Regions from separate parts of the Homo sapiens genome. Here region 2 is linked to region 1. A link is a loop called in an ENCODE intact Hi-C map of the cell type or tissue named here. Cell type or tissue: adrenal gland. All regions are shown on one strand. Each heading gives the region's core, and the rest is flanking DNA. Links, peaks and the distances in the headings are about the cores only.

What was found. Peaks named below come from ENCODE experiments on the same cell type or tissue, not always from the same donor. Only the 100,000 strongest peaks of a DNase experiment are listed, where the experiment ranks them.
Region 2: it touches region 1 in a loop (2.7-fold over the local background); 8 of 110 quality-filtered maps call a loop at or near these places.

What each region holds. Positions count from the first base shown.
Region 1 is chr16:11,238,113-11,253,504 of GRCh38, forward strand. LOC105371082 (a long non-coding RNA gene) reads left to right here and starts at 11,489. Exons shown (of 3, transcript XR_933070.4): 1 at 11,489-11,666. It also overlaps the pseudogene HNRNPCP4. RefSeq lists a silencer at 12,070-12,277 and an enhancer at 13,492-13,571. In adrenal gland, for the core only: no CTCF peak of the experiment used is centred there; no DNase peak of the experiment used is centred there.
Region 2 is chr16:11,156,331-11,171,722 of GRCh38, forward strand. CLEC16A (C-type lectin domain containing 16A) reads left to right here. Exons shown (of 24, transcript NM_015226.3): 23 at 10,058-10,222. Among named protein-coding and RNA genes, the nearest start is that of SOCS1, 92 kb to the right of the region's middle. In adrenal gland, for the core only: no CTCF peak of the experiment used is centred there; DNase peaks (open chromatin) are centred at 5,965, 6,716 and 8,441; H3K27ac peaks cover 1,832 bases.

The DNA.
Region 1 (15,392 bases), core at 3,777-11,776:
CCTGGGTGACAGAGAGACTCCATTTCAAAACTAACTAGCTAAATAAAGCAACCACAAATCAGGGGGTGTGAAAGTGTAGAAGCCCTGCGTTCCACTTGCTCTCCCTCAAGCTTTCCTTGACCACAGACATCAGCAAGTGACGGGGGCCACTGTCGGCCCCAGCTCCTGGCAAAACTGGTCTTGGCTCTTTCACACTGGAAGATCATTGTGTCTCTTCTTAAGACATGTGGCTCCATTTCACTTCATTCCAGCCAAACCTGACCTCTGACCCATGCTGTTCTCCAGACTCCAGTTACCCAGGACTCTGGGTTGTAAGTGACAGAAACAAAACTCAGGCAGCATAAGTGAAAATGGAAATGTGGCGCATGGAACAAGGACATCAAGGTGGACTTCAGGCATGGCTGGATGCAGGCGATCACACAATGCATCAGGGCTCTGTCTCGTGTCTTTCTCATCAACTCTCTTGATACAGTGGGCACATTGGCTAAATTAGGGCCAGTGTGCTAAATTGGCTAAATTAGGGCCAATTCTGTTAGTTTCAGCTGAAAAGGGAGGTGTCTGATTGGTCCAGCTTAGGTCATGTCCCTACCCTGAATTGGGGCATGGGGAACTCTGATTGGCCAGGTCTGGTCCACACCCATCTCTGGCCAGGGTGCTGTGATTGACAGCTCCTTCAGGACCATAGAGCATGCGGGCCAGACAGTTCCCTGAGAGCAAAGCTCTGGCTCACAGTACGCCACACGTGATTTCTGCTCTCCAGCCCTCCAGCTCCTTAGAATGTGGGACAGAGACCATCGGCTCAGGTCTGTGTTCCTAGGGCTGGGACGCCTCATATAGCGGAAGGAGGAGGGACTTTGGGCTCCAACAGACCTGGGTGTGAATCCAAGCGCCGCAGGTCACTTTACCTCTCTAAGCCTTATTTTCGCTCCCAAACATGTCTCCCTACAGGATGGTGCCAAGGATTTAAGTTAGTCCTTAAGGGCAGAGTGGGAACCTAGGCCCTAGTCCGGACCTGACAGCCATGATGGGGATCGGGGCACTGCCTGTATCTCACGTGAGAAAAGTTTGGATCTCCACTCAGGCTGTGCAGTCTTGGGCAGATAACACTTCTCTAAACCTCAGTTTCTTCCCTTGCAAAAAATAGAGAAACATGCTATCTTAGTCTGTTTTCTTTCTTTCTTTTTTTTTTTTTTGTTTTTTGTTTTTCTGAGATGGAGTCTCCCTCTGTCGCCCAGGCTGGAGTGCAGTGGCACGATCTTGGCTCATAGCGACCTCTGCCTCCTGGGTTCAAGCAACTTCTCGCCTCAGCCTCTTGAGTAGCTGGGATTACAGGTGCCTGCCAACATGCCCTGCTAATTTTCGTATTTTTGTAGAGATGGGGTTTCACCATGTTGGCCAGGCTGGTCTCGAACTCCTGACCTCAGGTGGTCTGCCTGCCTCAGCATCCCAAAGTGCTGGGATTACAGGCCTGAGCCACTGTGCCTGGCCCTTAGTTCATTTTCTGTTGCATATCACACAATACCTGAAACTGGGTAATTTATAAAGAAAGGTTATGGAGGCTGAGAAGTCCAAGGTCAAGGACTGCATTTGGTGAGGGCCTTCTTGCTGGTGGGGACTCAGTGCAGAGTCCCAAGGTGGCACAGGGCATCCCATGGTGAGTGGGCTGAGTGTGTTTGTTCACATCTCTCTCCCTCTTCTCATAAAGCCACCAGGGCCACACCCATGATAACCCATTAATCTATTACTCATTCTATCCGTTAATCCATGGGTCTCTCTTGACCCAGTCACCTCTTAAAGGTCCCACCTGTCAATACTGCCACACTGGGGATTCAGTTTCAACATGAGTTTTGGAGGGGACAAATATTCAAACCATAGCACATGGCTACTACAGGGACAGTTATTCTGATGATGGCAGGTAACACGGGCCCATTGCTAGAGATCACACCTCCAGGCCTTTGCTGATGCTGTTCCTGCTGCCTGAGATGTCTTTCCTGCAGCTTCTGGGGGAAACTCCTTGCCACCCATGTTTGAAGACTCAGACAGCAACTCCTCCAGGGAGCCTCCCCTGATTTCACATCTCCTATCATCCTCCTCACAATTCCTAGGCCTGATTAGCCATGCTCCTGCTGAGGCCTGGGTCCGGTAGTGTTGAAGCCATGTCTGAGTCCGTTTTTTTGTTTGTTTGGTTGGTTGTTTGGTTGGTTTTTTGTTTATCTGTTTGTTTGTTTTGAGACAGTGTCTTGCTCTGTCACCCAGGCTGGAGTGCAGTGGCGCAACCTCGGCTCACTGCAACCTCTGCCTCCTGGGTTCAAGTGGTTCTTCTGCCTCTGCCTCCCGAGTAGCTGGGATTACAGGCTCCCGCCACCATACCTGGCTAATTTTTGCATTTTTAGTAGAGATGGGGTTTCACTATGTTGGCCAGTCTGGTCTCTGACCTCAAATGATCTGCCCACCTCGGCCTCCCAAAGTGCTGGAATTACGGGTATGAGCCAGCACCTATATCCTTTTTATCCTAACTGTGAATGGCTCAGATTCCTCTGCCTGCTCTGTGCCTGGCATGCAGAAGGCACTGAATCAACGTTTGCAGGATCAGCAGATGCCCTCTAAGCTTTCTGGGGGTCACCCAACTCCAGCACAGGCCTCTGATGTTGGCTTTGCTGGCAACATGACACCTTCCCGGAGGAGGGGGCCTTTGGGCAGGAGAGGAAGTCCAGGCTGCATCTGGAAGCCCAGGTGGCTGATTTCTAAGAAACCAGTTGAGGGACAGGAAGGCTGGGGCAAAGGATGATTGGGACGGCTTTTACTTTCAGTTTTCTGGAGCTGGAGCAAAGCAGGTGCCCAGGGTTCTCAGTGGGAAGGGGAGGGTGGCGCAGTCACAGCCTCTTAGAGTCAAAAATAGCCACCACTTCGGGACATAGACCAGGCCTGGAGCCCAGAGTGGCTCCGCTTGGCCCCAGCAACACAGGCATGAGGGTGGGTGCAGTGAGCAGCTGTCACTGGGGGCTCCCAGGCAGGATACAGCATCTGAAAGCCTGCGTCCTCGCTCCTGGTCCCTGGCTCATCCATTTGTCCTTTATTTATTTATTTGCTTATTTACTGAGACATGATCTTGCTCTGTTGCCCAGGCTGGAGTGCAGTGGCACAATCAGCTCACTGCAGCCTCGACCTCCCAGGTCAGTCAATCCTCCTGCCTCAGCCTCCCAAGTAGCTGGGACCACAGACATGCACCACCACGCCTGGTTAATTTTTGTATTTTTTGTACTAATGAGAGACTCACTATGTTGCCCAGGCTGGTCTCAAACTCCTGGGCTCAAGCCATCCTCCTGCCTCAGCCTCCCAAATTGTTGGGATGACAGGTGTGAGCCACTGCAACCAGCCTCACCATTTATTTTATACATGCCTTAGATTATTCATTCCTTCACTCGCTCATTCATTCATCCATGTCTCCTTTCTGTTGTCCTTAGGTTCTCTCCCTGTTTTCTCTTGTCTTGTTTCCCTTCTCATTTTTCCCTCGCCCCACCTTCTCTCCTCTCCCTCTCTGTCCCTCCATCTGTGTGTGTTGCTCCTTCTCTCTCCATCCTTTCTGGGTGGCTCCATCCCTTTCTCCCTCATCTCCCCAACTCTCTCTATCTCTCTGCCTCCTTTCCCCCAATATGCCTCTCTTACTTTCTTTTCTTTGTTCAGCATTCCTCAAACTGCCTCGTTCACTTAAGACAATGTTTTTGTTATTGTTGTATTTTTGTTATTTGTTATTTTGTTATTGTTGTCTCACTCTGTCACCCCAGGCTGGAGTGCAGTGGTGTGATCACAGCTCACTGTAGCCTTGACCTCCTAGGCTCAAGTGATCCTCCCACCTCAGCCTCCTGGGTATTGGGACTACAGATATGCACCACCAGGCCCAGCTAATTTTTGTATTTTTTGTAGAGATGGGGTTTTGCCATGTTGCCTAGGCTGGTCTTGAACTTCTGGGTTCAAGCAATCCACCTGTCTTGGCCTCCCAAACTGCTGGGATTACAGGTGTCAGCTGCCATGCCCAAAAACAATTTTTCACCGTATTGTTCGAAACAGATGTTCCCCTGAACATTAAAGCAATCTAAATGTCTACTATAGTGTTGTCTCAGGGAATAATAACCATCACATCTAAGGTTTTATGAGATACATTTTTCCCTAATACACACTGAAATCAACACAACCATTAAGAGAATGTTTGCAGCCAGGTGTGGTGGCTCACCACTGTAATCCTGGCACTTTGGCAGGCTGAGGCAGGTAGATTGCTTGAGCCCAGGAGTTCGAGACCAGCCTGGGCAACATAGGAAGATTCTGTCTCTATTTTTTTTTAAAGGGGGTGGGGGATGAAGAGATGAAGACTGAGCGGTTGTGGCCGCGTTGCCGACCTCAAGCAGTAGTTGGCTTCTCCACGTAGAACCCGGGAGTAGGAGACTCAGAATTGAATCTCTTCTCCCTGCCCGCTCCTGTGAGACTTTTTTGATCTTCAGCTACATTTTCAGCTTTGTGAGAAATCTTATCATCAAACACAACGGCCAGCAATGTTACCAACAAGAGAGATCCTCGCTCCATGAACGCGTGTTCGTTGGGAATCTCAACACTCTTGTGGTCAAGAAATCTGATGTGGAGGCAATCTTTTAGAAGTATGGCAAAATTGTGGGCTGCGCTGTTCTTAAGGGCTTTGTTTTCATTCAGTATGTTAATGAGAGAAATGCCCGGGCCGCTGTAGCAGCAGCAGATGGCAGAATAATCGCTGGCCAGGTTTTACATAGTAACCTGGCTGCAGAGCCAAAAGTGAACCGAGGAAAAGCAGGTATGAAATGATCAGCAGTGGAGACGTACGGGTCAGAAACAGAACACCCTTCTCCATTCCTCTACTCAGCTCCTCTTTTGACTTGGACTATGACTTTCAACGGGATTATGATAGGATGTACAGTTACCCAGCACGTGTACCTCCTCCTCCTCCTATTGCTCGGGCTGTAGTGCCCTTGAAACATCAGCGTGTATCAGGAAACACCTCACAAAGGGGCAAAAGTGGCTTCAATTCTAAGAGTGGACAGCGGGGATCTTCCAAGTCTGGAAAGTTGAAAGGAGATGACCTTCAGGCCATTAAGCAGGAGTTGACCCAGATAAAACAAAAAGTGGATTCTCTCCTGGAAGACCCGGAAAAAATGGAAAAGAAACAGAGCAAACAAGCAGTAGAGATGAAGAATGGTAAGTCAGAAGAGAAGCAGAGCAGCAGCTCACGTGAGACTCATGTGAAGATAGAGTCTGAAGGTGGTGCAGATGACTCTGCTGAGGAGAGGGACCTACTGGATGATGAGGATAATGAAGATTGGGGGATGACCAGCTGGAGTTGATCAAGGATGATGAAAAAGAGGCTGAGGAAGGAGAGGATGACAGAGACAGCACCAATGGTGAAGATGACTCTTAAGCACATGGTGGGGCTTAGAAATCTTCTCCCATTATTTCTTTACCTAGGTGCTTGTCTAAGATCAAATGTTTCACCAGACCCTCTCCTCTAGTGTCTTCAGCACATGCTCACTGTCCTCCTCACCCTTGTCCTTCCCGTATTCATTAATTCATATTACCCTGCGCCTAGTCCCATTTTCACTTCCTTTGACACTCCTAGTAGTTTTGTTAAGTCTTACCCTGTAATTTTTGCTTTTAATTTTGATATCTCTTTATGACTTTAACAGTAAAAAGGATGTATGGTGTTATCAACTGCTTCCAAAATAATATCTTGTCGTGCAGGGAGTACAGTTCTTTTCATTCATACGTAAGTTCAGTAATTGCTTTCCTAACTGCAAAGGCAATCTCATTGAGTTGAGCAGCTCCTGAAAGCAGCTTTGAGTTCGAAGTATGTGTGTTACACCCCTACATTAGTGTGCTGTGTAACAATGCACAATGTAACAAATGTACAAACGTAACGATGTATTTTTGTGAATGAGAGTTGGCATGCATAACAATGAACAATGTACAAATGCAAATGTAACAATGTATTTTTGTGAATGAGAGTTGGCATGTCAAATGTAGCCTCTAGAAAAATAATTAGTGTTATAGTCTGAAGATTTGTTTTCTAGGCCAGGCGCCGTGGCTCACGTCTGTAATCCCAGCACTTTGAGAGGCCAAGGCGGGCGGATCACAAGGTCAGGAGATCGAGACCATCCTGGCTAACACAGTGAAACCCGTCTCTACTAAAAAATACAAAAAAAAAAAAAAAAATCAGCCGGGCATGGTGGCGGGCGCTTGTAGTCCCAGCTACTTGGGAGGCTGAGGCAGGAGAATGGCGTGAACCCAGGAGGCGGAGCTCGCAGTGAGCTGAGATCGTGTCACTGCACTCCAGCCTGGGCAACAGAGCGAGACTCTGTCTCAAAAAAAAAAAAAAAAGATTTGTTTTCTAAAGTTGATACTGTGGGTTATTTTTGTGAACAGCCTGATATTTGGGAACTTTTTTCCTCAAAACAAACAAGTCTTTATTAAACCAGGAATTTGGAGGAAAAAAAAGAAAGAAAATGTTCACCAGTTTTATGCCTGACACATAACGGGGCAGGACACCATACCTGCACTTAGGGAGGGGCTGGGTTAGTGTCTCCTTCACCCCCGTGCCCTGGTTCCTCCTTTCCTCCATTGCATTTTTTTTTTTTTCTCTTTTTGAGATGGAGTCTTGCTCTGACACCCAGGCTGGAGTGCAGTGGTGCAATCTTAACTCACTGCAAACTCCGCCTCCTGGGTTCAAGTGATTCTCCTGCCTCAGCCTCCAGAGTAGATGGGATTACTGGCACACACCACCACACCTGGCTAATTTTTGTATTTTTAGTAGAGACGGGGTTTCGCCATGTTGCCCAGGCTGGTCTCAAACTCCAGACCTAAAGTGATCCACCCGCCTCAGCCTCCCAAAGTGCTGGGATTACAGGTGTGAGCCATCGTGCCCCACCCCATTTACATCCTTGTCTCCATTGCTCCTTGGTTACTTAGCCCATTATCTGCACTCGATGTGGGACTGGTATCTGACCTCTAGATACATTTCTGTTTTGTTTTTTTTTGTTTGTTTTTTGTTTTTTGTTTTCCTAGAGAACTTCCTTTGTACCAGGCATGCTTCTAAGCACTTTATGATGTTCATGCATTTACACCCCCTTCACAGTCCTGGCAAATAGTGACAGTGATAATTCATGCTTAACAAATGGGGAAACTGAGGCACAAAGTGGTTTAATCAGTGATTAAGTAAACTTGCTTATGTTACAGAGGTTAAACTCTCTCAAAGAGAGGTCCCTGCCCTCTTGGCACTCAATCTGTGAGACAGAGCAAACCTCTTGGCAGTCCCTCACGTGGACTTTAGCAGAGGCAGCGGGACCCAGCAGAAAAAGTTAAGGAGAGCTTCCTAGGGGAGATGTTTGCTGAGTTGGGTTTTGAAGGTTGAGTAGGAGTTTGTCAAGTGAAAAGAAAGCAAGGGAAACAGCAAAGGCTTTCCCTGGGGAGCTAGGAAGGCCTAGGGAACCATGAGAAATTGGGGTAAATGGGAGCAGACGAGGAATGTGACAGGAATGAGGTGTGGTTGGAAATGTACATTGAAGCCAGATGGCGGGGGGGCCTCAAGTTTCACGGGAAAGGGGTCATATTTGAATATCTAGCAGTTGAGAGCTGCTGGAACACTGTGGAGTCACCTTGTTTGGTTCAAATACTGCTTCTACTACTTTGACTACCTTGAAATCATGGACAAGAAACATAACCTCTCCTGGCCTCAGTTTCCCTGTCTGTAAAATTAGACAATAATAATACCTAACTGGAATGTGCTAGATAAGGGTGAGCTGATAGTAATTTTTATTTCCAGTGGGAGCTAAGTGTATAACTGGGGGTGTAAGGTGATCAAATTTGCAATTTGGGTAATCATACCCAATTCCCTCCTAATGCCTGCAAAGGGAGCTGGGGCCCACATCTCTGGTCCTCAGTTTCCCCATTGTGAATCCAGTGAAGGGGAGCCTGCTTTAAGGCTTGAGTGTGCCTTCCTCCCCTGCCCCCACACCCCTGCCCAGGCTAGACCTGAGATAGTTTCACTTTGACCCAACTTCTGGCAACTGTGGCCTTTCCTGTCAGAAGGCTGGCTACAAGAGGACTTGGCAAAGGTGAGACAAATGGCAGAAATATGCCCAGGGCTGGGCATGCTGGGGGTTTCATTTTCAACAGTACAAGCTGGGGTCAGAGGCAGGGTCCCCTGACTTAGGATCCAGCCTGCCCTGGGAATATCATCCCTTTAGTTGAGCATGTATGCTGGGCTCCACAGTTTATTATCACTTTTTTATTTTTTATTTTTTTTTGAGACAGGGTCTCACTCTGTCACTCAGGCTGGAGTGCAGTGGCATGACCTTGGCTCACCACAACCTCCACCTTTCACCTTCAAGCGATTCTTGTGCCTCAGCCTCTGGAATAGCTAGGACTACAGGTGAATGCCACCACACCCAGCTAATTTTTTTTTGGGGGGGTGGTGGGTAGAGATGGGTTTTCAACCATGTTGCCCAAGCTGGTCTCAAACTCCTGAGCTCAAGCAATCCTCCTGCCTTGGCCTCCCAAAGTGCTGGGATTACAGGCATAAGCCACCTCGCCGGGCCTATTATCACTTTCTTTTAATCCTTCACACGCTGTGAGCTCTGGGTGCCTATGCCATTTCACAAGTGAGGAAACTGAGGCTCAGCATCAGTGAAGGGGCTACTTGTCAATAACACACAGCTGGCAGTGTTTCTCCAGGCATGGGATGAGTGCCCTGGAGGGTCTCTGGGTGGGGGTTTTAGGTGAAACATGGACATTTTTATAAAACATCGAGGCCCCTCCTCCTCTGTGAAACCATGATTTCATATTTTCATCCTCTTGTAGTCTTTCTGCTTAAGTCAAAAAGAAAGTCTCATATTGGTGCTATTGTGTCATAAACACCTCTCCAATGCTTGCTAATACTCCCCCTTCTCCTTCTCCTTTTTTTTTTTTTTTTTTTTTTCCCGACAGAGTCTCACTCTGTCACCCAGGCTGGAGTGCAATGGCACGATCGTGGCTCACTGCAACCTCTCCCTCCCAGGTTCAAGCAATTCTCCCGCCACAACCTCCCGAATACCTGGGATTACAGGTACCTGCCATCATGCCGGGCTAATTTTTGTATTTTTGTAGAAATGGGGTTTCACCATGTTGGCCAGGGTGGTCTTGAACTCCTGACCTCACGTGATCCACCCACCTCAGCCTCCCAAAGTGCTGGGATTACAGGAGTGAACCACCGCGCCCGGCCTCTCCTTCTTCTTTTTTTCTTTTCTTTTTCTTTCTTTCTTTCTTTCTTTTTCTTTTTTTTTTTTTTTTTGAGACAGAGTCTCGCTCTGTCTCCCATGCTGGAGTGCAGTGGCAATGATCTCGGCTCACTGCAACCTCCACCTCCAAGGTTCAAGTGATTATTCTCCGGCCTCAGCCTCCCAAGTAACTGGGATTACAGGTGTGCGCCACCATGCCCAGCTAATTTTTGTATTTTTAGTAGAGACAGAGTTTCACCATGTTGGCCAGGCTCGTCTCAAACTCCTGACCTCAGGTGATCCGCCCACCTCAGCCTCGCAAAGTGCTGGGATTACAGGCGCAAGCCACTGTGCCCGGCCTCCTTCTTTCTTTTTCTGTCTCTAAACCAAACATGGAGCAGACCTTTTGCTCAGCACACAGCAGTATCTAGCTAGAACTTACAATTTTTGGATTTCATTTCATTGCTTAAGGGTTACCTCTTTGTTGCGGGTGATTCTACCTTCCATCTATGGTAATAAAACATTTCCCTTGAAATAAAATTAACTTAAGGAAATCATGTAACTTAATTTGCAGGAAATATTAATTAAATAACAGAACAGCTGGGGACTTGGACAGATCTGGCAAAAAAAAAAAAAAAAAATACAAGTGAAGCTCCAGTGACTGGTGTGACAGCCTCAGCTTAGAGATGAAAATGAAGGCATGGCTATAAAATTAGGCTGCCCGAGATTCGAATCCATGCCCCCCACCAAGGCTCTGCTACCTACCTGCAGTGTGACCCAAGCCCGTTATTTAACCCTGTGCCCCAGTTTCCTCATCTGCAAAATGAAGGTAGTAATAGTCATACCTGATTCATACAGTTCTTGTGAGGATTAATTGGGATACTACGCATGAATTACTTAGAATCATGCCTAGCGTCTAGCGACATGGGTGAGCTGGCAGTCACCGCTGTTATTAGCAAGAAGCAACCTGAGAATGGGACCAGGTGGGTCTGACTTCATGGCTGTGCTGATTCAAATCCTCTGCACAGCTGCTATGACGCAAAATAATAATTATTATTATAGTTCTGTCTGGGTGCGGTGGCTCATGCCTGTAACCTCAGCACTTTGGAAGGACAAGGTGGGAGAATCACTGAGGCTGGGATTTCGAGACCAGCCTGGGCAACATAGCAGGACCACCGTCTGCAGTAAAAAAATAAAAAATAGCCAGGTGTGGTGTTGCACGCCTGTAGTCCCAGCTACTTGGGACGCTGAGGTAGGAGGATTGCCTGAGCCCAGGATTTTGAGGCTGCAGTGAGCTGTGATTGTGTCCTTGCATTCAGCCTGGGCGACAGTGAGACTGTTTTTCGCTTGTTTTTTTGTTTTGAGGCGGAGTCTTGCTCTGTCACCCAGGCTGGAGTGCAGCAGTGCGATCTCGGCTCACTGCAACCTCCGTCTCCCAGGTTTAAGCGAGTCTCCTGCCTCAGCATCCCTAGTCGCTGGGACTACAGGTCCATGCCACCACGCCCGGCTAATTTTTGTATTTTTAGTAGAGACGGGGTTTCACCATGTTGGCCAGGCTGGTGACGAACTCCTGGTCTCAAGTGATCTGCCCACCTCGGCCTCCCAAAGTGCTGGGATTACAGGCGTGAGCCACCGCGCCTAGTCAATGAGACGGTGTTTCAAACAACAACAACAAACAAACAAACAGCAGCAATGAAAGAATCAAGCAGAGAGGGCTGATTCCAATGACTGGGCACACATCACGTATTAAGCACTTTTCAGGCATCCTCTGATTGAACTTCACCCATGAGGTGGGTAGTTCTTAACCTCATTTCCAGGTAGGAAAAGAGGTTCAAGACCTAAGGTCTATGTGAGGTTGGGTAGGCAGGGATTGCTGTGGACCGGAATGGGGTGGGAGAACACGTTGGTCTCCGACGACTACAGGGCGTGGGAGAGGGCTCGCTATTGTGGCCTTGACCTGGCATGCCCTTGGGACATGCCCTCCCCGGGCCTGGGGTCTTCCAAGAGCCCTGAGATCCCGGCAGGCAGGACGTACCACGAGAACTGGGAACCACGTGAAGGCCAGAAGGGCTGCGGAGCCCGCAGTGCTGCCGAGAGGCCGAGAGGAAGCCGAGGGAAGCCGAGTGTGGCCGAGCCGAGCCAAGTCAAGCCGAGCGTGGCCGAGCCACGCCGAGTGGGCCTGGGGCAGCGGTTGGTGGGGAGAGCGGCGCAATGACGTCACTGGCGCGGCGCGTGGTGGCCTCTCGAGAGTGCAGGCGCCGTGGGGCGTCAGCTGGACAAAAGCCGACCCGACTTCATTTGTCTGCCTCGACCCCGACCCCGGCTGGTAGACAGCACTCCTGATGCACGGGACGAGGGAGCGGCACGAGCAAAGGCCCTGAAACAGGAGGGAGCGCGGTGAGTGCCTTGCCCAGATCCCTGGGCCGTCGTGGGACTTGGGCCTTCTGTGCGCTGCGGGGAGCCGTGCAGGGCTGCGGCGTGGGATGCTGGACTCGCCCTGGGTGTCGGGGGAAGGAGATGGGGGAGGTTGTACTGGGGCCATACAGTCATTGTAGAACCTGTTCCCCCCGAGGGCCGTCTGTCGGGTCCCAGAGCCAGGACCACGGTTGGGACAATTTGAGCGCCCACCTGAGCACCGTTGTCCCTGTGCGAATGTGCTTTGGTGAAAACTGTGCCTCCTTCTCTAGAGGAAATTAGATACCCCCTACCCGCAAATCAGGCCAAGCCCACCATGTTATTCCTGGTAAGCTCCTAGCCCTGGGGAGGCTCCGAGTGATGGCAGTGGGAGGCCAGGTGAGAGGTACAAAGCTGGCATCCAGGTGGAACTGGCCACACCCACCATGGCCCAGCATCCACCAGGCAGGTCCTGTGGCCTTCCCTTGCCGTTGGTCTGATTGGCTGGAGCCAAAGGGCCTGGCCGAGAATGAACCGCTCCCTTGTAAATATACACCATGAGGCAGGAAGCCGAAGCCCATTTCACCAGGCCCTCTGCTTAGATCATCTCCATCCAGCAGCCAGGCCAGATCAGGTTACCTCCACGTTCCCCATCAATCTTGAAATCCACACTTTCCACCAAGGTCTACAGGACCCCACGTGCCCGGGCCCCTGCCCATCCCTCCCGCTTCTTCACCCCTCCCACTCTGCCAGCCTTCTTGAACGGGCCGAACTCCTTCCTGACTGAGCGCCTTTGCACTCGCTCTTCCCTCTGCCTGGACTGCTCATCTCATCTCCTGGCTTTGCCGGGCTGGTGCCTTTCTGTCATTCCAGGCACAATAATTTCAGTGTCACCTCCTGACCTTTCTAAAAGAGCCCCATCCACTGTCCAACCACCCTGTCGAGTTTTCATCTGACCACTGTCACTATGTACTTGGAATGTTCCTTTTCCTTTATTTCATGTTTGGTTATTTACTGTCCAAGGCCCTGAATGTAAACTCTGTAAGCAGGGTTCAGACCCCTCTATTTTGTTCATTCCTGTATCCTTTCGGCTTAGATTAATGCCTGGCTGGGCGCAGTGGCTCACACCTATAGTCCCAGCATCTTGGGAGGCTGAGGTGAGAGGATCACTTGAGCCCAGGAGTTGGAGACTGGCCTAGACAACATAGGGAGACCCCATCTTGGCAAAAATAAATTAGCCAGACATGGTGGTGCATGCCTGTAGTCCCAGCTACTCAGGAGGCTCAGGTGGGAGGATCGCTTGAGTCCAGCAGGTCAAGGCTACAGGAGCTGTGATCACACCACTCCACTCCAGCCTGGGTAACAGAGTGAGACCCTATCTCTTAAAAAAAAAAAAAAAAAAGAAAGAAAGAAAAAGAAAAAGAGGAGGAAAAGGATAATGCCTGTAACGTAGGAGGTGCTCAGTCAGTGTTTGCTATATTAACCTCAACTATCATTATTGGCACCGCATCATTCAGAGATGTATTTAGCGCCTACTGCATGCTAAGTTGTGCGCTAAGCACTTTCTACCTATTATGTCATAGAAGAGGCTCAGTTCGCCGCTTCCTGGGATAATGACAGTACCTACTCATAAGGTTGGGAGGATCAAGTAGGCTGAGGCCTAGGAATATGCATTTTCACCAGATTCCTCCCTTATCCCATCCCCTCTCCCACTATTTAAGCAACCCATCCTGCGCTGGGCACAGTGATTCCTGCCTGTAATCCCAACACTCTGGGAGGCTGAGGTGGGAGGATCGCTTGAACCCAGGAGTTTGAGACCAGCCTGGGCAACATAGCGAGGCCCCCTCTCTACCAAAAACAAGAAAATTAGATGGGTGTGGTGGCTCACACCTGTAGTCCCAGCTACTCAGTCCCTGCGCTGAGGCGGGAGGATTGCTTGAACCCAGGAGTTTGATTCTGCAGTGACCTGTGATCTCGCCACTGCATTCCAGCCTAGGTGACAGAGCAAGACTCTGTCTTAAAAAAAAAAAGAAGAAGAAACCTGTCTTGTTGTTTAGAGTGGGATGGATTTGGTCCAAGTCCTGGCCATCACTTACGAGCTGTGTGACCTTGAGTAGGTGGCTGCACTTGTCTGAGCCTCCATTTCCTCATCTGGAAAACGGGGGCCAGAGTTTTCAGCTCAAGGGTGGCTTGGAGGCTGGTCACAGGCTGTCCCCACACCCACACACAGTCCTTGTCATTCCAAAGAGTGCCTCCTTTCCCATGGTGCCCGCCCCACACTGCCCTGGCTCACCCGCTCAGTGGGGAGGACACCTCCACTGCACCTGGGCCCCCAACTCAGTCTCTTGCACACACAAACCCTCCTCTCACTTTTCATTCTTGTAAATTGACGTCAGCGCTGCTGAATCATGAAGCTGAGGTTTGAGAGAGAGACAGAATCTGCACCACCCGGGAAGCCACATGGCGCTGGTGCGCGCGCACACACACAAACACACACACACACACACACACACACACAGCCTTTTCCCCCTTCAGTGATGCCTGCACACACTTTGTCACACGGGACGTGGGGTGCAGCTCCCAGGGCTTTAGGTCACTGTACCTATGTTAGTATGGATTTAAGTGACTCATAAAGGGAGGAAGGGGCCAGCTCTGGGAAGTGTGATCAGAGGGGGCCTTTACTCTTAGCTGTTCTGCTTCAAGTTCTGCAAGGGGAATGGGTTTGGATACCCAACACTTGCGTAAGGAAAATACGATTTTCATACTTTTTTCAAAGGAGGAAAAAAAACTGTAACATATTGCAAGCTACCTGCTAGCTGACCCCTCTTTTGAGGAGGACCTGTTTTCCCATCTGTAAAACGGGGATGTTCACAGTCCCTACATCGGAAGGCTGGGTGTGAGTTCAATGTTTTACACAGGTGATGCGGGACCTGGGAGCAGTTCCTGCACAGACAATGCTACATAGAAATATGAGCAGCTGCTATTATTACTGCAGCGGTTAGGTCCTCCGGTTGCCTAGTGGTACCCAGCCTCTGAAAAAGTCCTGAGTGGGTTTGCAAAACCTGGCTCCACCCCTTGTTGTGGTCCTGCTTTGCCTCTTGGAGCCCGTTTTCCCATCTGTAAAATGGGGCCAGCACAGCCACTGAGTGGTCACTAAGGGTCTGTGAGTATACTAGTATTACAACCAGATCCCCAAGCATTGCCATCTTGGATTTCTGTTTCTCCAGACACTGCCCACAGCAGGCAACAGACAGGAAAGAACAAGGACAGGACTTAATTAATCCACAGCAGAGAAGAAAGGGCAGGGGTGTGGCAAAAAAAAAAAAAGAAAAGAAAAGAAAAGAAAAGAAAAGAAAAAGCAAGATTTTTGGAGATAGAGACAAGACATCACCTCCTTCCCTCCCACTTCACCTTATTAAGGGATGAAATTGCCAAAGCTCTCTGAGATCCTAAATCTCTTCTGGCCATCCTTAAAGTCCTGGAGCCTACTTAATCCCCAAGACAGGCCTGGGCTGCTCTGACTCTCTGACCATCAAGTTAATTTTATGTTGTACTTTCAAGTCTGAAAAGTATTATTAAGCATTAGAACACTATTATATGTGTCTCCAAGGCTGAAGAGGGCCACTCTATCTTCTAAAGATGAAGTATGACGTGTCCACCAGGCTGCTTAACCCTAAATCTGAAAATGACTCAGTTCACCATGTGTTGAGTACAACCCTCAAGTTACCA
Region 2 (15,392 bases), core at 2,404-10,403, 83 kb before region 1:
CTGCACTCCAGCCTGGGTGACAGAGTGAGACTCCATCTCAAAAAAAAAAAAAAAAAACACAACTAATCTGCCACTCCTTGGCCAGCCAGAACCTTGGGGGGCCATCCTTTGCAAGCAGGGCCATAGTGACCCACCCTGCTCCTGGTGCATTCCTGATTCTGCTCCAGCTGGGGTCAGTGAGCGCCTGTGCCTGGGAGTCTCCTGGGTGCTGTCTAACCCGCCTTCCTCCTGCTGCCGTTTCAGCCCTGCTGACTGCCGCAGTAGAGAGGCAGCCCAGATGGCCGCTCCCAAGCTTGCTAGTGCCTTGGCTGACAGACTGTTGTGGAGGTCTTTGCTTGCTAATTTACAGACGGTAATACCAGTGGAAGAGGGCAGGGGCTGGGCGAGGCAGGGACTGGGTCCTTGGGAATCAAGCCCAGCCCTGGCGACCTTCAGTTCTAGAAATCCAAAGCAAGGTTGCACCACTGCGAGAGATTCCAAGATCTGGTCCACCTGTGTCCCCCATGTGCCATCCAACCCTCTGTGGCCTGGATAGGTGCTCATGTAAGATGCACGCATTCCTCATATTCACACAGCCCAAATGCCCGCCCCCCCCCCCACCCACCCCCTGCCGGTAGCAAAAGGGGCATTAGACTTGGCAGCCCTCACAGGCAGACCTTCACCCGACAGCAAAAACATTTCTAAGGGCACAATTAGGACACAGAGAGAAAGCAAGATACTGAAAGACCATTTTTTCTTTTCTGCAGGTTTTCAAGGATAGTGTTTAAAATCTGAGAGGATTTATCCATGGATAAAGAGCTATAGGCTAAAAGACTCTGCAAGTTCCCAGCTATTTTTGTATGTTGGACATGTTATCCGTTGAAAAGCAATCAGAAATAAAAAGTATTTAAGCGTTGTGAGGTGCAGCCTAGTCAGTGATCAGTGATGTGGGGGTCGCCCATGGTGGCAGCTCAGGCTTGGCCCGGGAGGCCATACGAACATCCCTTCCCCAGGTGCCTGATGTGTAGACCTGCGCCCTGGGCTGGACAGGAAGTGGCTTCTTCAGCACCAGTGCACAGGAAGAAAACCAGATATCACCATTTGGGGGCAAGTCCTTCATTGCCCCGAAAGCACAGAGTTTTGTGCACTGAAACAGTAAATCATCTGAGACTTATTAAAGGGATACTGAAAAGGGGTCTCTGTGCATATACCTGAAGCTTTCCCAAACTTCAGGGTCCTAGCAGTGAGGGAGGAAACTTCTGGGGCCCCCCAAGGCTCCTGCAGGCCCTTGGAGTCACTGCTATCTGAACCCTGCCCACATGTCAGTGAATGCTTTTGTTTCTCTTTGGTTTTTGTGTAGATTCCTAAGAGGAGTCCCGGGCAAGGACCCAGGCCTCACCTGGCCCATGTCGGTGTGCTGTTGCTAGACTTGAATCTGAACCCTGCTTCCTCAGCCCCCAACACGTGCTCTTTGAGCAGCCGTGGGTAGTTTGGGCCCTGTGCCCTGTCTTCCTAAGGTGGCTTTCCTAGGGTAGCCCCCCACTGAGTAGCTCCTAGCCCCCGCCTGCCCTCGGGTATTGCTGTCATCTTGCCAGGGTGTAGGATCCAGAGCTGCTTCTTGAGTCAGAAGCACGAACAAGAAGGTTCTATGTCACCTGCAGATCTTTCTAGTAAGCCGCAATCTGTCCAGAGCCACCAGCAGCTGAAGTCCCAGACTTAGTCACCTCCCAGCCCCCCATCTCTCGCCCCAGGGACCTGGCAGGCTGCACTGGGAGGTGAAAGGGCAGATCCAAGGAAGGAGCCGACAAGGGGAGAAATAAGGCCATGCACACTTGCTGTCTTCAGTTTGTGTGCGAGGTCACAGGGCCGATTGATTTTTTTTTACTGTTTCCCAGCATCGTGATGGGTGGTGAGAAAATATGAACACTGCATCGTCAGAAACCTGAGCCACAGCCTCGGAATGAATTTGCTAATGAAAGGCAAGCTCAGGGCACCCACGCCTCATGGTCCTCATTCACGGCAGAGACTGTGGAAAATGCACGGGTTGCTTCTCCCGAATCAGCCCTCAGCGGGTTTTATATTATGCTTTGCAATCTGCAACAACCATAAATAAGTGTAGGTTTTTCTTAGGGCAGGCAGCTCTCCTGTCCAAATCTTAGAGCTTTTTCCTAAAAGAGGTCTATTGAAAACTGGACTTCTTTGACACACCTCTAACTGAGATTTAAATGTCTTAGTCTCATACCTCAGACTCAAAAGCCCCCCACCTCCAGAGTTTGGTCAAGGAGGCCCCAAGGTATGACAGACACCCTGGGGTTAAAAACAGAGGCTGGAGACCGGGAGCAGTGGCTCATACCTGTAATCCCAGGACTTTGGGAGGCCGAGGGAAGAGGATCACTTTAGGTCAGGAGTTCGAGGCCAGCCTGCCCAACTTGGTGACCCATCTCTACTAAAAATACAAAAATTAGCTGGGCATGGTGGTGCATGCCTGTAGTCCCAGCTACTTGGGAGACTGAGGCAGGAGAATTGCTTGAACCTGGGAGGCGGAGGTTACAGGGAGCCAAGATCATGCCACTGCACTCTAGCCTGGGTGACAGAGCGAGACTCCAGCTCAGGGAAAAAAAAAAAACAGAGGCTGGAGACCCCTCTGGTTGCATACAAACGGCTCACAAGATAGATGGCCTGGCTTCGCTGGCTTGGGGTTTCCCACTTCTTAATTTTCAAAAGGAGTATGAATGAAGCTGTCAACATTTTCAAAATCAGGAGGTGTTATGTCAAAATCCAGATATCCAGCTTCTCTTGACAAACTGGAGACTGCGGCCATACTGAGGTCCATGTTCTCCTGCAGCAGCAGTTAGAAGAAGCTGGAATCTGTGCTTTCTGATTTGCCCCAGTCTCTACCAGGCCCTGCCATCTCCCTGGCACAAAAGCTGAATGTCCCATGGACTGCATGTATTAGCATGCCTGCACTGTTGTTTTAATAGAAGAGAATGGTTTCTCAGTGTGCGTGTGTCTATTAAATAAAGGGAAACAGATGACAGATAGAGAGGACCACCAGTGTTTTATCTCCAGCCCCTCCTCATTACATTACCGGGCTGGCCAGCCTTGCCCTGTCTGATTTTCAAAAGTAGGATCCACAGAAGTGTCTAGAAAGGGGAGGGGAAGGCCCTCCTTGGTAAGGCACCATGCCAGCCCGAGCAGTTCCATTTTCATCTCATGTATAAATTGGAGTTTCACCATTTAGAAAAAATGTTTGAAAAGGGCTGTCATAGGGCGTTATCTTTGAGGAATGAGGTTCCATCTGCAGTCAGGCAGTTGTGTCTCCCATTAAGCTGCTTTCAAAGACATGCCCCAGGAGGGTTTCATGGGACAGAAACCTTGTGGGTGAATTGGTGTGTCGTGTAGATCGCCTGTTTTTTTCCCTGTGGTCTTAGCTCCTAGGAAGCTCAGAGTTAAATGGTGACATTAGCTTCCCATAGCTTGAAGTCTTTCTGATATAACTTTTCACCTTTTATTGTCGGGTTCTTATTTACTTTTTGTTTTAGTAGCTTTCAGTATTTAGTATCTATGGCATTTAGGCTTGGGTTTTAAAATATAACATAAGCCATCTCAAACCCTTCCTGGAAACAGGTAGTATGTAAGGGCATCTGTAGGGAATGAGGCTGCAGGGCGAGGTTAGTGCTTTTGAGTTGAGTGGAGAATCCCCAAATTGAATTCAGAGCCAACTGGGTTCCTTCCCTTTCAGCTCCCTAAAAGGTTCCTGTGGAATCCCCTATAATCTCAGGTAGTTTTCACATCTTCCAAGGGTAGATTTTTTTTTAAGCCTGAAATAGTTGCACTTTAGTCACATGGCCAGTATCCTCAGAGTAATTACCAAGTGCAAAGCGGCACCAACTCCAGGCAGGCCACAGAGGTCGGGGGGCGTCCCTGCTCATTTGGAGATTCAGAAAACTTTTGGTGCAAGCCCACTAGTTTTTGTGCCTACACACATCCAAGCCCTTCCCACCCTTTAGTCTCTCTCGGGCCTCGCTCTTTCTGGGTCTTAACAATTGTGTGTAATCTCTGTGACCAGGTGTGAACCCAGACAAAAACTCGGTCCCATCTCTGGTTTCTACCCAAAAAGTCCACTTGCACCACATGGGAAAGAGTTGACCAAGTGTTTCATAAGCCCTAGGTGGCGGGTCACCTCCCCACCTCACTTGCCCCTTTCCCTCTTTCCCTTCAGCCCACCACACCTAGATTCCACCCAGCAGGTACAGGGCAGCTTTTTCTGCACCAAAAACTCTGGGAGCCAGCCCGTCCCTTGTCCCTAGGGGACTTAACTCACATCCCCGCATTAACAAAGTTTTTTCCCTAACTGTATCAGTTAAGATTAAGTTCAACTACATAGTAAAGATAAACTCAAAGGGGAAGTTAATTTCCCTCTCGGGTAAAAGAAGCCTTGTAGTCAAGAGATACACAAAGACGTCAGGGACCCAAACTCCTTCCTTTTCAGTGCTCTGCTGTCCCTAATGTGTGATTCATCCTCATAGCTCAGGGCAGCTGCTGGAGTTCCAGCCATTGCATCCATTTTCCAGGAAGCAGAATGGAGGAGGATATACCCCCTTTCCTTTTAAAGAGCTTTCCAGGAAATCCCACATGCCACATTCATTTCTATCTCACTGGTCACAACTTAGTCACTTGGCCACGACTAGCTTCTGGGTTCTGTAACTGCAACCGAAAGGGAGAATGGTTATTGAGAGACAGCTTACAATATCAAGAACACTGTCCAAAACCCTCTTCTTTTTGCTTTTTTGTTTTAAGCCTTCCCAATAAAGTGAACAAAACCCTCTTAACCTAGAGGATTCCAGGTGCTAGCTATTAATGTAATGATAATCATCACACTAAATACCTAAACATCTTTGCAGTCAAATTTCTTATGCCCTGCTTAGGTAGGCCGACTCCTACACAGCCATCAAGGCCCCAAGGTTGGACAGAGCTGCTGCAGAAGCACAGGGGAGAGAATAGTTAACCCTACCTTATGCAAAGACTCCTCCCAGGCTAATGCTGAGCTGCGTGAGCCATGAAGAATGGGGCAGGGGTTTGTAAAGACAGAAAAGAAGCAAAACAGAACTCCAGACCGAGGGAACGGCCTAGCAAAGGTTGAGAGCAAGTGGTTCTTGGTAGGAGGTCTGAGGACTGACCTAGGCTGCTGGAGGCAGATCGCCATATTTCCACATCCCCACTCCTATGCACACCCAGTGATTCTGGGGTTGTAGGAGGGCCTTGACTCGAAAGATATCTGGGGGTTCCAGCTTCCCTGAGTCCTATGGATTTGACCAACAATCTAGGCATAAAGAGCAGAGATTATCAACTCAAACGCCCACACGGCCAGGCAAGTTGCAAGAGCAGGGACCCAGCTCTGCTCATCTCTCTCCCGTTGCTGTCCTGCAGGAATGGGGCCCCATAAAGCCAGATCTTTTCATTTTTTAAGAAAGCAGAAATCCAGGTCTGTGTGTAAAAGCTCCCAACGTGTCCATGGTGGTACCTCCAACAAACACACATATAACATAAATAAGCAAAGCGAAACTCGTGTGCAAGCCCCTAGGCGGCTGCTGGCCGGCTCTGAATCTTGAATCACATGGTTAAGTGATTATTGGTGGGGAAAGCTTAAAGACCTGTAGAAGAGGAGGAGGGGGGCATGTCCAAGGTCTCGAAGTCAGTTTGGGCAGAGCTTGGACTCAAACCTGGGGTTCTGACTCCAAGCCCAGCTTTCCTTCTGTCAGTGGGCCTAAAAATAGAAGACTGACCTTTTCTTGGTATTTTTGTGCTTCACAAATGCCAGAGCGTTATTCATTAGTTCATCTTCCCAAAATAACTGGCAGAACACGGCCAGAGGGCAACAGGAAGACTCTGGGCTGCGCCCCCCGACCGTGAAACTGGGGGCTCCTGGGAAGTGGGGGATGTGTCTCACCATGGGCATAGTTTCCCCCCACTGTTGGAGTGGCCTGCCTGGCCCTGCTCTTGGTGAGTCCAGGGGAGAGAGCTTCAGAGGGCAGAACAGATCTCAGGAGGATGTTAGGATCGGGAGCTTGAGTCTATCCAGTTCCCAGGCAGTTTGTGTTCCCTCCATCATCCTCCCTTTTTTTTCTCTTTTTGGTTTAAAATAAGGTTTACAATAGGAGTCTTGGAAAATTCAGACAAGCACAAAAAATAACAAAACTCACTGCAGTACAACTACCTGCTTCTCTCACTGTGTCAGCTTCAAATCTCCAGCTGCCTTCTCTGCTCTGGACAAGGGGGAAAGAGAGCACAAATTTTTTGCAAGAGCGGAAACATATGGGACATGCTTTTTCTAACCTTTTTTCATTGACTCCATCTTGAGCATTTCCCCCAACACTTAGTCTTCTCTTACCAGCGTGTTGGTTGGCAGCAGGGAATTTCATCATCTAGAGGGATTAGAATTCACTTAGCCTTTCCCCAGTTCTTGGACTTATCAGCTGTCTTCTGTTCTCTGTTCTGCACACCAATATGCTGAATATCCTTGTAGTTCGGTATGTGCATCCACCCACAGTGTCGTCTGCAGCATGGGATGCTGCAGGTGTGGAATTGGTCAGATGGTGTGAAAGTCCATGCAGCCTCTGATACACATTTTGCAGGCTGTCCTTGAAGCATACCCAGGGAGAGCCAAGACTGTTATCACTGGAGAGGATCTCAGGGAGGCCGGTTTGCCTTCACTCCTGTCGCACGATCTCTGGCTTGTCTGTGTGTTTGCACCTACTTCGCAGCCCAAGTGTGTTTGATTCATACACCAAAAGCCTCTGGCACCTCTGCCAAAGCTAGTTCATCAGGGACTGCCTGACTGGGATGAAGCAGGAACCAGAGGACAGGGCGCTCTGGCCATAGACATTCACCCTGAATTCTCCCCAGCACCCTCCTGATTCTCTGATGTGTTGCCACTTTGATTTGGGGAAAAACCCCTTGAAATTGCAGGTGGGGGGCCTTGGCCATCCAGCAAAATAAAGGAAAAAAAAAGCCAAAAGTCACTGTGGCTTTCTGGTCTCAGTGCCACTGGCAAAGGGAGAGAGAGTGGAAAGGAGGGAAGTGGGAGTTTTAGTAGAAGTGGGTGAGGGAGAGATGTGTTCAGTAACCTCTGCTCAGCTAGACCCTGCAAATGGATGGGATCGGTAGTTGGTGATTTTTTTGTTTGTTTGTTTGTTTAACTCAGTACATGCAGATTTTACTGCCAATCTATGACTTGATCCCAACCCATTCCCAAAATAAAAGAATTTAAGCATCCTGACTGCAGTGCCAGCTTCTCATCTGCTACCCTACATGTCCCACTGCAGATGTCTTTTGATAATAAACCAGGTTTATGATGCTGTAATAAACCATGGCTTTAAAGAGGGCAAGAGAAAAGACGTGTCTTCTTCAAATGGGCCTGTGACCACCTTGGCAACGGCTATGTCATTGATCCCTTCCAGCCGGGGTCATTGTCGGGAGCATACAAGGTGTAATCCCAACTCTGTTACTACACTGGCTGGCCCTCTGTTCATGGCCCTGATAAATAGGCAGCTCGGGAAAAGCCATCTTGACATTTTGATTTGTTAAGGGGTAATTCATTTTCGAGGCAAGTAAACAGCTTGTAAACTGGGGGGTTTACCGCTCTAAGTGATTAAGAAGTGAGCAGCTATAAAACTGGTTCCATGAGGCTGCGGCTGAGTGTCCCCAAGGAATCTTCCTGCCCAGTGTTTGGATTTGCCGGATGTTTGCCATAGTTCATCTGAGCGGGCCCCCGACACACACACACACAATATATCACATTGTGCCTCTTCCTGAGAACTCCAGCTACATTCATCCTGCCTTTCTCTCCGCAAGCAGACCTCTGCGGTAGGTGCGGGCAGGAAATACCCTCCACGCAAGAGGAGCTGGTGCTCAGGATGACCGCCTCACTCGGAGACTCACCCTGCTTTCACTGGGCCCCATGCACTTGCCATTATAGTCAGCGCTTGTTAAGTCACCCCCAAAACCCAACTGGGGGTATAAATAGGGCCCTTGCCTTTTAAGGAGCTGATCTTTAGACGAAAACAGCTTCACATGAACCTGAGTGGAAATAGCCCCTCCTTGATGGCCCGGAGAAGAGTCCTGCTAAGCCCTAAGCTGAGCCGCAGGTCCCATCTGTAGGTGAAAGGAAGGAGGCTGAGGGACATCAGGGACTTGCCCAAGGTCCCTCAGCTGGGAAGTGAGCAGAGGAGGGTTAAATCCCAGGCTTCCCTGGTGCCATAACCTGGGTGTCATCCCCTGCACCAGATGGGCACACTGCTTCTGTCCAGAGCCAGGTAACCTGGCAAAAAAGCCTTTTAGGCTTTGCAGGCCATGTGGTCGCTATGGCAACTGCTCAACTCTGCCGCTGATCGAGAAAGCAGCCATAGTCTCTGTAAACAAAGGACCGTGGCTTGTTCCAGTAAAACTTTACTTACCAAGCAGGCAGCAGGTTGCAGGATGCCAACCCCTGCTAACACCCTGCAGCCTTCCTGAGTTTCAAGAAAGGTGAGGTCAGGGCCTAGAGGGCCTTCTGGAAGTAGTGTTAGTAGAGAGCTGGACCGTGTGAAGTTCAGGCAGGGCAGGTGGCATGAATGGGGTCCAGGGCTGGCTGTGGTGAATGCATTCGCTTGAGGAGTGGGAAGGCTGCAGGAGTGACCAAGAGGGTTGAGATCCCCTCTCTCAGCTGGAAGGAGGACTCGCCCCCCCATATCTCCACCGCAATTTGGGGCTGCTTCTGTGCCACGAAGCACCATCACCATGGGTCCTGCTTGGCTCCTAGGGGCTGAAGTCGTGGCCTGCAGAAAAGCACATGTCCACCAGAAGAGGGGCTCCTGGGCCGGATAAAAGGGGCTTTGATTTATCGTAAAGAACACGTATCGGCCAGGTGTGGTGACACACACCTGTAATCCCAGAACTTTGGGAGGCTGAAGCAGGAGGATCACTTGAGTCCAGGAGTTCAAGACCAGCCTGGGCAATACAGTGGGACCCCCATCTCTACCAAAAAAAAAAAAATTATTTGGGTATGGTGGCATATCCCTGTAGTCCCAGCTGCTCAAGAGGCTGAGGCAGGAAGATCACTTGAGCCTGGGAGCTCAAGGCTGCAGTGAGCTGAGATCACACCGCTGCACTCCAGGCTGGGCAACAGAGTGAAACCCTATCGCAAAAAAACATAAAGAACAAACATGTATACTGAGCTCTCACCATGTGCCACACCCTGTTCTGGGGTGTGATAATAGTTCTTTCATTTTATTCCCACAACAGTGGGAGTATGTAGTGATACTCCAGGTTGTGGCTGGGAAAGACTCAAGAGAAACACAATAGCTGTTCAAGTGTCTGGTGCTTCTGTGTGGGAAACAGGGGTGCACCCAGGTCTGAGTGTCTCCAAGATGAGGGGCTCGTTCATCCCCGCTGGGTCAGTTTACCGCAGAAACGTGTGGGCAGACTCCACCTCCAGGTCCCGGAGATGCTGAGGGCCATTTGAGACCATCATCACTAGCTCTTTGCCAGGGCTTTCGTTGTTCCTGAACCTGACTTCCCTAGAACCTCAAGGGCAGAGCAAATTCTCTGGAAGGAGCGTCCAGGGCACTGTCCTCCTGCCCGGGTGTGACTTCAGAGCGTGGGTCCCCCAGGTATGACTTCAGAGCATGGGTCCGGTGCCCTTCCTTGGACACCATCAGCAGAAGCCTGAGACTCTACCATGAGGGCATCTAGCATCCCTGGGTGAACTTGCCACGAGGCTGCACGTCCCTCTTCAAGGGCACAGCTGGCACGCTGCTGAGCCAGTATCAGGCACTCGGATTTACGACTCATGGCCCCACACTCAGCTCTGTGGCTGGTTGTACTCTGTTCCTTGAAATAAACCTGTAATAAACCTTTTCCTTGAAATAGCTTCAAAATGTGGCTGGGTCAGGGCCACGACCAGTGAGGTCAGCCTGTTCCAGGGAACAGAGCAGGACTTTCAAGGAACTGAGGTTGGGTTGTTCAGTGGAACCATGACATTGAGGCCCTCAGGCCTACTCTTTGCTTCCACTTGGTCACCTGGTACTTTGTCTTGCAGGCTTCGCCGTGGCCCAGTGCATAAACCAGCACAGCTCCCCGTCCCTGTCCTCACAGTCGCCACCCTCCGCCAGCGGGAGCCCCAGCGGCAGCGGGAGCACCAGCCACTGCGACTCTGGAGGCACCAGCTCGTCCTCCACCCCCTCCACAGCCCAGAGTCCAGCAGGTATTGGCCACGTGACTCAGTGATATGGGGACATTTGGAGAACCCCGTGATCCCTCACCATTACCAAAACCCCTGACCTCCAGGTCCTCCTTGTCACAGCACTTGAAGGATGATGCCGCTCAGGTGATCTGCACATGAAGCCTCTAGAGATTCCTCTAACTTGATGTTCCCTCCCAGGCTGGGTCAGCTCCCAGATGGGGAAGAATTGCTCCTTTTTCAGGCCGGTCCCCACCGAAGCTGTCACTGACTGCAGAGCTGATGGGCAGCAGGCGGGCTGCACCTAAACCCACCCTATCATCACCTCCACAGTCTTAGGTGTCACAAGGAGGGGTCTCCCAAGGGGATTGTTTGCAGTCTAGGAAAAGAATCGCGTTCCTGCTGATTTTTTTTTTCCTCTGTAACATACCAGTTTTGTCCTTAAATGTGGTGCGGTCCAGTTGTTCGAGTAGGCACGCACTTTGCCACTCTTTGGTAGGATGTGATGAAGTCGTATCTTGCCATCCTTCAACTTATTCCACTTCAGACATGGCACAGAGGGAACCCGGGAGTGAATGGGAGCCCCTGGAGTCAGCCTGGAATGGGACATGCACCAGCTCCTCGTTCTCGGCTGCCGTGAGCTATTCGCTGTGTGAGATGTGGGGAAGTACAGACACCAGGCCTCTGGCACAACATGGCCCCAAATTGTAGCCAGAGGAGCAGGGATGAGCATCCATGGCCTTGAGCCAGCAGGATGTTCTGTGCCCCAGCAGCATCCCCCCGCCATGGGTCGGGGGGTCACACCAACTGCCTGCACCTCTGACTGGAGATCCTTAGTATCCTTCACTGTTCCTGCAAGTTCCCCTCCAGAGCCCTCACTCATCATATTTCAGGGGCACGTGGCCCACCTCTCATTGAGTTCTGGATTGATTGATCATGGCAGGAGGACACGGGCTACTGCAGAGCCAGGGAGGTCGAGGGCCCTTGGTCACCATCCTCTCAGCACCAGGAGCCAAGATCTCCCTGGGCACCTACACCTCTCTCTTGGGCACTTCCAGCTTTTGCATTTCCAGTTCATGCCTGTGGCTCAGAGCACCCCAACCCACCTGTGTCTCTCCCATCCACACACAATGTTACCTGCACTTCATATTGACTTCACGAGGCCCAGGCAGGAAAGTCACCCCACAGCCACCTCACTGAGAGATCCTCTTCCACTCGGCACCTGCTCCAGGGCATGACCACCCCTTCTGAGCTATTTCTGAGCCCAATTTAAGGTTGGCTGCACATCCAAGCAGATGCCACCCCTGTTGCCAGGCTTGTAGCTGGGAAACTCCAGCAGAGCTTCTTTCAGAAACTAAGACGCACCCTCAGTAGCCCTCTTGATCCCGTTTCATGCTTGCTCAGGGGCGGGCATGCAGGGTTGTGTGTTCATGCACCCCAACGCACATATTTACCGTTGCACTGGGGATGAAAGCTTCCTTGCCCTTGTAGCTGTGGTCACCTTTCTGTCATTTTTAAGGACGTACAGCCAACAGCTAAGTGAACAAACAGCCATATACTTCTTTGCCTAAAGTTAACACCGGCAAAGACCCACAGTATCAAAAATGATCAAAAATGGGCTTCTGTATATGGATGTCTACCTGAATGTGACCCCTGAGGCTTCAACTCTGCACTTTCCCAGGGCCTGGTGTCTGCAGTGTGTGCTAGTTTCTTTTTTCTTGGCCTCCCTCAGCCCCTCTGTCCCTACCCCCACCATCCCCTGCATGGTACCAGCGTAATGTCTTCTCATCTCAGAAATCCAGTGGCTATTAACTTGGCTGTCAGGTGGCCAGGCAGTTCCAGTCAATAAGTGAGAGTCAGGACCTCCGAGGTGTCTGCTCCCATTTGGTGCGTCCCCAGCAGGCCTGCGGAGACAAGTGTGTAGGTCCCCATTCTTTATGCAGCATGACAGTAAAAGCCTGAGGCCCAGCCTGCCTGTCTGGCTCTGCAGACACTGAGACAACTCACCTGATGAAGGGCCATGCCCGGTGGGCAGCCTGGGCTTTACTCTTACAGATGCCTCAGGATGCAGCTATTGATCCCTGGCAGGAGAGCTCATCAGAGCCCACAAGCTCCTCCCTGTCTTGAGGCCAGACTTCTAGGCCAGCCTGCAATCTCCCTCCCAGTCCACCCAGACCAAAGCATATGGGCTTCCCATGTTCCTTGTAGGGATGGGCCTAACCAGATGGCTCCAACATCTGCCTGCTGTTCCAGCAAGCCGCAGAGGAGAGAAAGCCAAGGACAGGAGAAGGGAGACAGCTTTGTTGGGATAGGAGCCCTTCTGCCAGTTGCTTGATTTGACATTGGCTCAGAGTGCGACTCAGCATTCAGGCTTCTGATGAGGGAAGGTCACCCTGCGTGGCTCGCTCACCCAACTTTCCACCCACCAGGGACCTGGCCCTGATCCACCAGAGATGATATCCTTGGAGGGCCAGCCAGGCAGCGGGGTGGGCCAGGGCCTCTCCTCCAAGCTCATTCATCCTAACCGCCCACTGCCTTCAGCCTGGACAGCAGAAGACAGCTGCAGCCCCCTACAAGGGGCAGCATGTCCTCAAAGTGGTTTTTGAGGGTACAGTGCTAAGTCAGAGGCGATCCCGTCTCTGTGATTATGGAGCCTCCCAGAGTCCAGGAAGCTCCCTTTTGTAGAGAGCGGCTGCCAGACCCTCCGAAGTCAGAACTAGGAAACCCCAGTGGCTTCTTTGCCATTGATTTGTTTTTTGTTTTGTTTTGTTTTTTTGAGACAGAGTCTTGCTTAGTTGCCCAGGCTGAAGTGCAGTGTCGCAGTCTCGGCTCACTGCAACCTCCACCTCCCAGATTCAAGCAATTCTCTCACCTCAGCCTCCTGAGTAGCTGGGATTACAGGTGCGCACCACCATGCCCAACTAATTTTTGTATTTTTAGTAGAGATGGGGTTTCACCATGTTGGCCAGGCTGGTCTTGAACTACTGACCTCAAGTGATCCACCCACCTCAGCCTCCCAAAGTGCTGGCATTACAGGCATGAGCCATCACGCCTGGCCCTCCTTTGCACACTTTGCATGGCCAGGTGTTTGGCTGGGCAAGTACACAAGATATGCCATCCCCCAAGTGATGAGACAGGCCCAGTTTTCCATAGCTCTAGCCCACGGTTTTGAACACTTGAATTGTTCAAGGATGTTGTTAAAAGCTGGGAGTGACCTTCATGCTGTTTTGACAGTTGGTGTGGCCCAGGCACCCACCAATCAGCCTAGGCTCCTGCTGTAGCCACGGCAGGGCCTTCTCAGTGTGCACCTGCTGTGTGGCGTCCCAGTAGATACTCCTCCTGAAATTGAGCCCACCTGTGCCAGACACCATGCTTATAGGCACTTCACAGATGTCCCCTTGTTGAATCCTGCCACACTCCGCCTCACATTGTACAGTAGAAAACACAGGGGCCCAGAAAGGCTGTGCAACTTGGCCCAGAGGATGCAGCTAGCCAGCAGAGGAGCCAGGATCTGAAGCCTAGCCTTGGCAGCCCTAAAGCCCATGCCAGCAGAATATCCGATGCGGTTTCCAAGACTGTCTCAGGCACCTCCAGGGTGTCGCAGAGACCCGGGCCCCGATCTGGATCCTGGTTGGAGGCAGCCCATGAAGTATGTTTCTCCTTCCAACGTGCGTGGCTGCTCTAGGGCCCAAGTGAAAAGTCACGGCCCCACTCGTGAAGGCCTGCTAACATGTACAACCCCAGCCAGCAGAAGGCTGGGTGGTGTGAACCCCTGGGGGAGGAAGGCCTGGTGCTTTCCTAAAATCAGCAGCAAAGTGGACCCCAGGGAGCCCACGTGGGTTCATCCCACATGAGGCAGTGAAACCAGCTGATGCTCAGTTGGGTTTTCCGCCTCCAGCCTGCGTCCAGCTCAGGGGACCTTAGATTTCCTGCCTGAGTTTGAAAACTCTCCACATTTATCCCAAACACGTTCTCACCTTCCCGTGGGGACCTCAGCCTGGCTCCCAGGATTTAGGCTCAGGCTGTCCTCTTGGTTTTGTGGACTTGAGACCTGATCCAAGAGATCTCTCCACCCGCCCGGCCCACACGTGGCCTTCCAACCTCTTAGTGGCTCATCTCCCTGCATCTTATCTTCCCTGGGTTTGGGCACCCCACTCCCTGTCTCAGTGAATTATTGTTTTCCAAGCAAGCAGGATTAGGATAAGTCCCTACTGTGCACAGCATTCGGGATACAATGTGGCAAAAAGCATGATCTTGCAGGCAGGCGGGGTGGCTGAGGCCTATCAGGTGGCCACCCAGAGGCATGTGCAGTTACAAACCGTGACAAAGGAAAGGTGCAGCAGGTTCTGACAGCCGATGCAGAACAGTGCGGGAGGCTCCCAGAGGTGGCATCGCTGCAGATGACAGCCGGGGGATGAGGGGTTGGTGAGGCCCTGGTCCGTGAGGAAGGTGGCCTTTGGGTCTCACATGAGGCCACCAGGGTCCCAAACCACATCTCCTAGAGACCAGTGGATTCCTTTTGCCCATCTCCCTGGGGTCTGCCTGTACATTCTGTCTTCCCAAATGCAGACGGGCCGTGGGCAGGGGGGAGGACACTTTTGAGGAACATTCCCCATGCCCATCAGGGCCGCGGCCTATAGCCCAGCGGTAGCTTCAGGCCCAGTACAGGTGAGGGCCTCTCAGCTGGAAGGGGGAAGGGGACAGCCCCGAGGGGTCACTGACTCCCTGGTCACCCAGAGGCTCCCTCCGTGTGCAGCACCTGCCTCTGAGCCTCCTTCGCACGCCAGAGGCAGAGCTATGGGTGCCCTGGAGTGGCTCTTTCAGTGCTGGCCCCAGACCAAAGGGAGAGTCAACACCGAACTCCCTGATGACCCGAGCAACTGTGCCCCAGGGCACTTTAATGGCCAGTCCTTTTGAGAAGTGTGGTGAGATCCTCCAGTGCTCTGTGGGGAGAGCCCGACACCCTCCCCACGAAGTGTCCAGGAGCCAGGCATCTTGTCGCCCACACATCCAGCAGAGCTATCCTGGCAGGCCTCAGCCAGCCCCTAGTGAGAAAATTGCAGGGTTGGAATCAGCATTTTTTCCCCTTAAACATTTTATGGTTTTGAGAAGCTGAACTTGCAAAGAATATACAGCGGGAAAGTGAAAAAAGACCCAATTTTAGAACCACATGTGGGGCCACAGGAAAACGTTA